Regions from separate parts of the Homo sapiens genome. Here region 1 is linked to region 2. A link is a contact called in ENCODE Hi-C or POLR2A ChIA-PET data. All regions are on one chromosome and are shown on one strand. Each heading gives the region's core, a stretch centred on a gene start or an enhancer-like site at or near the end of the contact. The rest is flanking DNA. Distances are from core to core; before and after follow the strand shown. Region 1 holds the start of NAPG (NSF attachment protein gamma). Region 2 holds the start of LINC00667 (long intergenic non-protein coding RNA 667).

Region 1 (4,544 bases), core at 323-2,822, 5.3 Mb before region 2:
ATAAACTTCTCCCTCTGGGTTACCTATGCACAGTTAATACAGCTTTTTTGTGGTCCCTATTCCACACACTATTCTTATTACAAATTTTGCGTTTGCTCCCACTAGAAAGCAGAATGTTGTGGGAACCTCCTGCACCAGGAGAGCCCCAGCACCTTACACGCTGACTGCCTCGAGTCATGTGATAGAGCTTGAGTTTTTCCACTGTTTGAAAACTGGCTCTGCGATCTTTCACCTGTGCAGTTGGGGGCAAGTCGTTATGAGGCTTCCCTGAGTCTCATTTCCTCTTACGAAAAATTAGAATCTCTATTTGGAAAGTTATTGTGAAGATCTCAGCTTATGAAATTATGTATGTGAAGCACCCACCACAGAGCACAATGCTGACTTTTTCTTTTCTTTTTTTTTTTTTTTTTTGAGACGGAGTCTCGCTCTGTGGCCCAGGCTGGAGTGCAGTGGCGCGATCTCGGCTCACTGCAAGCTCTGCCTTCCGGGTTCAGGCCATTCTCCTGCCTCAGGCTCCCGAGTAGCTGGGACTACAGGCGCCCGCCACCACGCCCGGCTAATTTTTTGTATTTTTAGTAGAGACGGTTTTCACCGTGTTAGCCAGGATGGTCTGGATCTTCTGACCTTGTGATCCGCCCGCCTCGGCCTCCCAAAGTGCTGGGATTGCAGACGTGAGCCACCGCGCCCGGCCCACAATGCTGACTTTCTATTAACTGTAACTGCCAGATAAAAATGCACTGGAGTAATGAAACGGGGGGAAGAGGCTGCCAAAAGGATGAATTAAGGATTATCAGTTCAGTCCCACAAACATTTGCAGGGTGCCTACTACGTACTGTACCAGAGGTGGCAGGACATACACATCAAAGGACGAACGAAGCACAGTCCCTGCCCACAGGGACAGTAAAATGCCAGATGACAAAGGTTCACCGAGGAGTTTTTGGGGTAAACCTATGGTCCCCTCCACACAGGGGGCTCTTCTAGGGCGGTGGTTCTCAACAGAGCGATGTTGTTCCCCAGATGACATTTTGGGTTGCCACAAATGGGGAAGAGATGCGACCGGCACCCAGCAGGTAGAGGCCAAGGATGCTGCTAACGAGCCTCCGATGCACAGACAGCCCCCACCACAATCTTCAGGAGCAGAGCGCCCAAGTAGAGAAGCCCTCGCCCCGCAGCACTGCGCCGAGTCCCCGCCCACACCGGCTCTGGGGAGCGGACTTCCGGCGGGGTGGACCCACGGCGCTTCCCGAGGCGCCGCAGAGCTGACCCCGACCCCGGGAGTGTGACCCAGAGGACACCGAGCCCCGGCAGCCCTGCGGGCACCAGCGCGCCGAGGCCCCTCAGCCCTGAGCCCTCCCTCCCGCCCCCCCCGGGTGCTAAGGCCGCGCCAGTGAGAGACGGACCCGGCGTCTACACACAGGCCCCCGGAAGGTTCTCACTCACTATTTCTCTGCTTTGGCGAGGTGTTCCAGCCCCTCGTTTATCTTCTGAGCCGCCATCTCCACAGTCAGGTCTCTGACGTGGAGAGAGGGTGACCCTGCCTCTTCCTCCGGCGCCAAGAATCCGCCCAAATAGGCGTGGGAACGCCGAGGAGGAAGCTGGTGCAGCGCGACAGTCGAGCGGCTACGGAGGGCCGGAGGGCCCAAGCCGCTGCGACGAAGCGGGGCTGGGAGCCTGCCGGTGCGCCCCGCAAAGAGACATTGCGCAGGCGCAGCGCGTCAAGGCTGGCCCCACCTAGGGCATCTAGCGCAGGCGCGGTGAGATACTGATGGGGCGTATTCTTTCATTCAATATTTGCAAAGCACCTAATATGTGTCAGGCACTATTTTAGATGCGGGAAGATCAGCAGACAAAAACTCCCGCCCTCTTGAAGTCTTGCTTTTTCATTAATGTGAAACTGCTGTGGATCCTGTTTGTAGGGTTAATTGGCTTTATAATTTATTACATCTGAAGTTTCTCTGTATGACAGATAGAATAGTATTCTTCTATCCATTCTGCCTTTTGGGTATTAATTGTATGTCAGTCAAGAAACGAAACAGACTTGTAAACCCTGATTACTGTCAAATAATCCGCGCCCAACCCAAATAATCGCTCTAATATTTCAAGCCGTGATAAGTGCTCTAAATGGGAAGTTGAGGGATCTAAAGTCGCGTACAGTGGTCTGGTAAAAATAGTAACCAGTAATACAGTTGGCTTCATTCATAATTCATGGTGATTTCAATATCCACATGGATGATTCCTGCAATGACTATACAGCCTCTCAGCTTCCAACCTCCTGTGATCTTTCCCACACTAGCGCAGCCACACATTCCTGGGATCACACCCTTGACCTTACTCATAACTGTGTACCCTCCGTAGTGTCAGTTTCAAACAGCTCACTTTACTTCCCCTTTCCATTCCAGCTCATACCTCCTAGTGCTAGTAATTACTTAACCTTCACCAGATTCCTCACCTTTCCCTATCCCTCTGCTCTTACACGTCCTTCTTTTCCCAGCATAAATTCATGTCCCATCATTTTAGTGCGTATACTCTCAACGGCCTTGGCTCCCTCTCCCTCCTTTCTCCAAGCCAGGAAAAACCCCAGCTCTCCACCTACTCTGGAACTGCTCTTGAGCAAGTGAATTTGACTGGAAAAAAACAAACGAGGATGCTAACATTACTCATTTTAATGATCATAAACATTAAGCCGACCTTTGGTGCTGCTGAGCAACTCTCCTATGTTTCCATGGTCAAATCACTCACCCACTCACTTGGAGGGCTGTTCACACCTTCCTTCTCAAAACTCCTACACAATCTCTGCTTGCCTGCCAACTCTCACTTATTGTTGAATATGAAATAACTATTCGAAGAGTTCTTCCCTTTGGCCTCACCACACAATCGATCGATCTTCCTGCATCTATTTGCCAATCAATATTTTGCATTTTTTCTAGTGCCAACAGGTGAACTGGCCTTGGATTTTTTTCTCTATCCTCACTTTCTTATTTAGTACCCACACACAAGACCCCTCTTCATTTGGTTGTCTAGCCTGGGCTTCCTTTATAGGAAGGCAGCAGAATTTCAAGAGAGTGAAAGTGGAAACTTCAGGCTTCGTAAGGCCTGGACTCCCACTGCACATTACTTCTGCCACATTTTATTGATGAAAACATGTCATAAGGCAAGTTCAGATTCAAGAGGTAGGAAAATAGAGGAGTGTAAAATACTTTGGCCATGACTTCCAATTCACCACAACTCTGGGATGACTGATTAAATATAAAAGGACTGTTACCAGTGGAAAGCCTTATGTTTTCAAGTGAGTTTAGATTTATTAACCACCCAATACCATCACCCTCTAAAACCATTGAAAGTGCCCAGAAAGTTTTCTAAGCCTATAACCTCCTCCACATTCTCCCTTATTTATTCATTCATTATTGAATTATTGTTTACTGAATGCCCACTCTGCACAAGACATTAAGCCTACACACCTAGGACCCAATTGTTGAGCAAGAGATATAATGCCTGCCCTCATTGCATTCATGATCTATGAGAGGATACAATATTTAACTTAATTTTACTTTGGCATCAACAAAGAAAGAATGGGAAAAAAACCCCACGATAGTGATATAGCAGTTATTAAGAAATACTTTTTAGGCAGATAGTAAGGGTAAATGTTCTCAGTGGAAATTTTCCTGTTTTAAGAAACAACCCCTGAACCATCTCTTTTCTAACAGAAAAGGCAGCTTGAAGAGCCAGGCCCGCAAGCTTTGATATGCAAATGTCAGTCCTTAGAAACTGAGTTCACTCAACATGGTGATTCCGCCATCTCTTCCTTGTCATCAGGTGTACCAAGTGTCATGGCCACCTCCAGATAACACCATGTGTTCAGAACATCACGGTGACCTGTATTTGCATATTAAAGGGCTAAGGTGGGAGGGCCAGGTTTTTCGAGAGCTATGTAAATGACACACCTGGTCAAACCAATCCCCTGGGCCCTATGCAAACCAGACACCACCTCCTCCAGGATCCCAATATAAGCAACCACTTTTCCACTGCACACTGGGTTTTCTCTTTGTTCAAATCCTCCCTACCTCTGTCTCTGTATGGGGGAGGTGTTTTCTTCTTCCTTCCTTCTTTCTTGCCTATTAAACTTTTCACTCCTTAAAACCACTCCACGTGTCCGTGTTGTTAATCCTATCAGCACGAGACCAACAACCCTGGTGTTCCTCCATTCGTTGGAGCTATATCAATAGCCATGGGCATTCAAGGGTTCTATGTTTCAAAGGACCCTTGACCAGGGAAGCCGTGGTAAGTATGTGCTAACATGCATTCATAGTAAAGGGGAGAAGAAGAGAGAGAATGGGCACAGTAAAGGTGTAACACAAATGCCCCCACTTTCTTCCCCTCCCCTTCTCTTCCTGCAATAACATTGAGGTGGGAGTTGAGCAAGGGGAATTTAAACTGAGAAGTCAGCTTAGAAGAACTGAGAATGGAAAGCATGGACCAAATGATGATAGACTAAGACGTGTAGTTTCCCAAGCTAGAATCGATAGTGTGACCCCAGGCCTTGTTGA
Region 2 (4,467 bases), core at 1,925-4,424:
TATGCAAACTGGAATCACCTGAAAATACGTTTAAAGACAAAAATTGCAGCAGAGAAGCCAGGGAAGGGGTAGAGTGGATTCTTCCAGCACATGAGTTCACATGACTGCTTCCCCTTCTCAACAGGGGCCAGAGCCTGCCAGGACCTCAAAGAGGAGAGCTTCAGAGGCCCAGCTGACATACTAGGCATAGGGGCCAAAGAGTCTACCTTGAGAAAGGTTTTTATATCTCAAATTTGACCCACTCTTGAATGACAGCTCTAAGAAACTGGCTTCTCAGGAAACTGAGACAAACAGCATCTGTGATGCTACCATGCCTTCCTTAGGAAGTCGGCCTGAAGCAAAGCCGGTGGAATCTGATTTCTAGCGACTCCGGGTGTTCGTGTTCCTGTGATAGGGCCTCCCTTATGTGTCCATTGGCCCCATTGTGGATATACTGCAGTTTAGCCAGAAAGACCTGGATGTGGAGGTTAAAGCCACACAAATGGATAAACTGGAATTAAAAAGCATGAGGAGCTTTCCATGAAAAATGCCTGGAGATGGGGAAAATCATGGATGGGATTGTAACCCAGGTGATGGAGGTGTCTCAGAAACAGAGGAAGCTTGCCAAAGCTGAAATCCAGAAGGTTCTGAAAGAAAAAAAAAATCAAGACCAACTTACTAGACGTGAACTCCACGAAAAAAAAATCTCATCTTTTCAAGGGATTTGAGAAGCAGGAAGCTAGTGAAGCCTACTACAAAAATGAATAATGGCTAAAATTATTATGCTAAGCATTACATATTAGGAAGACCAGAGATACCAAGCATTAAAAGCCCACACATAAAAGAAACCCAATCTAGTAAATGAGGAAATTATGCAGGTCCAGAGGAAGACCTGAGTGGATGACTTGGCTCTTCCAGGTGAGCCTGATAAACAGGTATGGATCCGTTCCCTTGAGAGCATTCAGCAGAAAATAAAAGACTAAAGAAAATGATAAACTGATCAGAATCTGTAATTACCTGTTTTCAGAAGTATAAAAACCTAAAATCACTGACCAGTGACCTTCTGTCCCTCCATGTAACTCCATCTCTACAAGCAAGCCTTGTGTACCTTCTCAAAAAAAAAAGACATCTGTATGAGATATTTTGACTTTCATGTTCTGACTTATAAAATGGTGACGGCGAGCTTTCATTAGAAAATCCGTGTATTCTATCAAATGTATGCTCTTGTGAGGTTTACTGAAAAAAACTTGTTTTTTCCTTTGGTGGTGGTATCCTGTAGGTTTTTTACTATGGAGGAAAAAAAAAAACGCTGCTTTGAAACTGTCAGTAAATACGATCAAGACTCAATTTAAAACGGGACTCAAGCGTAGTTCATATGAGGCCAAGTTAATGGGGAGTTCCTTAGGAACTTTTGTAATACTAACTGGCAATAAAATAACTGCTACAACATGTCTTTATTTCGTCTTTCAAAAACAGTGTTTTCCCCTATCATCTTTAGGTAGATAAACTGTCCACGAAGGAGAGAGTGATCAGTTTATCTTAACATAAAGATTCCTAACTAGGAATTCAAAAAGATACTTCAGTGGGACGATATTGATCATCAGAATGACAAACCCATGAACGTTTTAGGAAAGGCAGTTTCAGATTTTTCTCCTTAGAGGGTTTCAAGAAACCCCTTGATTGAGAGGAGGGCACATATCCTCCTCTTACCTTCTTTGTTCCCAAAAGAGACTCAAAGAATTGTGAACCAAACTTTCATAATATAAAGTCTCTAATTACCTGAGAAAACTGCAGCCCAAAAATCTAAAGTGGCTTACCCAAAGTGAGGAAGTTAATACTATTCCTTTTAGTCCAAGAGAATAATGCCAACTGGATACAGCTCAAAGACTGCACCATTCCCATTATTTTTTGCCATTAGTTACGTTTAATTTTAAATATACCATCTTTGGCAGCAAAAATCAAGCTGGGCTTTCCTTCTCCTTTATAAATTGCATATATTTTTAACATATATTAACACTTTAAAACCGTGGGGTGGAAAGTTTAAAATGCCATAAAATAAGAATCATATATGCATTCTTTACACTGTAAAGCATTTTACCAGACATTAGAATCTGCATTCAGAATTCTTTCTCAGAACGTAAGTGTTCTTGAAGACATATATTTTGTCTTACTAATCTGTTTCTTCCAAGCACTACTGTACTAGGCATACGGTAAAGATATACATTCAAGTTTTAAAAGTAAATACTTTTTCCTGGTAGTGGCCAGGGCCTGCGTTCCTCAGACCAAAAGGCGCAAACTGGCATTGCTGTGATTTCAGAAGAGAAGTGAAATGTATAAAACGAAGTAATTCTGGGGAAGGAAAATGTCACAATTTTTCTTCAGTGTTGTCAGGCACACTAACCCGGGAAGCCGTCTCTGGGCCTGAACTATCCAAATTAGTGTCCGAGGAAGTGTGACAAATGCAGGCCCTTCCAAGTTTGACCCTGATTCTCAAAGGTGGCCAAAAGCCGTCTCTAGAAACGGCGGTGGCAGCGGCGTGATTCTGGGAGGTCCATTCAACTTTTAACAGGTCCTGGGCAGTGACCGGGTTGCTGGGCAGTGCAAAGGCATAGAGATTGGCGAGAACAGGCGGCGATCAAGCTTCCCAGCGAGGGTCAAAGTCCAGCAGCTTGGAACTAGTGAGCCGGGCTTGTAGGAGTGAAGCGGCTCGCGCGGGCCCGGCCGGCAGCCGCTCCCCAGACACCGGGGATCCGGCCCGACTGTTTCCTACCCACGACGGCGAAGACCCGCTACAGCGCGTCCACGAAGCCCCAGTACTGAGCCAGGACGGGGCTCTCCCTCTCGATGTAGGCGACTACGAACTGCTCCGCCAGCCGGTGAGGCAGCTAATTAAGAAAGCCACCTTCAGGATGTCTTTCGAGAATCTAGCCTCGAAGAAAGTCATGTAAGAGAACGCCTGCATCAAAAAGTCGGGAGGCCGGGCGGAGTCGCCGTTAAACGTCCAGGGAAAGCCACCAGGTGGGCCGGCGAACGCTCCCGGGCCAGCAGGTAGGCTTTCTCGCACAGCAGCCCCCGCACCCGGTCCGTAAGCTCGTTGTTCTCCCTGCGCCGGGCATGGTTCTAGGTCAGGAGGTCCTACATCATGACAGCCAACGCGTCCATCCTGCGCCTCCCCGCAGGCCTTGCTCCCCGCTCGGTCCCTCCCGGCCGCGGCGCTGCCGGAAGTGCGTGTCGGCGCGGGGGCGGATCCCGGTGGCGGCGAGGGGCGGACTCCGCGGACAAGGCCAGGCCTAGCCTTGAGCTCCGTCGGGCAGGGCCGCCGGGATTGGTGTCCGGCAGAGCGTGAGCCCAGCGGGCTGGAGTCGGCGAGCGGGAGTGAAAGAAGAAAAGCTAGAGAGCGAAGGCAAAGCCCGAGGAGAGAGGGCCGCGGTCGGCGGAGGAATCTGACTGCACGGTTGCGTGCGCTCACTCCCGGAGGGCTCCCTCAGGCGGGCGGCTCCGCTAGTGGCTAAAGGCAAAGCATTCCGGGGCGCGGCGCATGAAGTTGAGCTTCGTCCCTGCTAGCCGCCGCTTTCTCCCCAAAAATACATCCTAGCCTTAATGTTTATGCCTCCATTGCCCCAGTTCTTATCTGTTTTGCTCAATGTCTCATAGCTACAAGAAGGCAATTTCTGACGAAGCCCTCCGTCCCTTCCAAATGGATTATTTTGGCGGGCTTCCACCCGGACAGTATGCCACCCGAATGACTGGACAAGTGCACGGGAGCGGCTGTCATTTGCGGAGTGCGCCTTGCGATCTAGGCGCCTCACAGCGCAAATTATCCAGTAATTTCTCTGAAATCGATGCTGGTTTGTTTTCCCAAGGCAAATCAGCAGCTTATACAGACATTGGGGCCACAAAGCCGGTGGAACAACGGGAGACGGCTTCCTGAGTGTCAGGTCCTCCAAGATGAGCTTAAACTTCGGGTGGTGGGCAGGCTCGGTAGGCGGGAAAGGCCCGTGTCCAGATGAATGCAGTCCATGTTTATATTGATGAAAGACACGTATACCATTTGGTCCAGCTCAACCATTCTTAACAAGTGCTGGCTGTGAGCACTGGTGTGTGTGTGCCTGCGTGCAACCAGCAATGTAAGTGATGACCAGCTGCATGATGCCTTAATTTGAGTGGACAAAGTCGGTCAAGAACCACTTTCAGGCTTCTGGGTCTCCAAGTCTTTGTCTCCCTGTATCCAAACGAGGCATTCCAAGTTTGACAGCATGGAACATTGCATGTCCGAAATACCAACCGTGAAACTGGGTAAAAAGCTTCAGGAGGTGATATTGATGTGTATAGTTTAGGAAATAAAACCCAATACTTACTTCAAAGAACGTAATTTGTGGCTTTTTAGAGAGAAGGATACTTTGACAGTTTTCATTTGTCGTCTACATGTATATGGTACGTTTCATTCTGCCTTTTAATTAATTTGGTATTTTACTATGAAAACTACTT

What was found. A loop is a pair of places that touch in the nucleus more often than their neighbours do. ChIA-PET counts read pairs that join two places held with the same protein, here RNA polymerase II (POLR2A). Pooled maps may share reads with other maps.
Region 1: a loop to region 2 is called in a map of CD4-positive, alpha-beta T cell, with 13 times the contacts of the local background. The contact joins the promoter of NAPG here to the promoter of LINC00667 in region 2. A Hi-C loop is called at or near these places in 1 of 168 maps with a recorded cell type or tissue (CD4-positive, alpha-beta T cell) and 8 of 50 pooled maps. POLR2A ChIA-PET finds 5 or more read pairs at or near these places in 1 of 52 experiments (PC-9).

The regions. Positions count from the first base shown.
Region 1 is chr18:10,523,055-10,527,598 of GRCh38, reverse strand. NAPG (NSF attachment protein gamma) reads right to left here and starts at 1,572. Exons shown (of 12, transcript NM_003826.3): 1 at 1,441-1,572. The coding sequence starts at 1,496. RefSeq lists a silencer at 1,180-1,429.
Region 2 is chr18:5,236,807-5,241,273 of GRCh38, reverse strand. It overlaps LINC00667 (long intergenic non-protein coding RNA 667), which reads right to left and starts at 3,174. Exons shown (of 3, transcript NR_015389.1): 1 at 2,225-3,174. LINC00526 (long intergenic non-protein coding RNA 526) reads left to right here and starts at 3,245. Exons shown (of 1, transcript NR_026849.1): 1 at 3,245-4,467. It also overlaps the pseudogene LOC100422274. RefSeq lists an enhancer at 2,659-2,838 and a silencer at 3,059-3,228.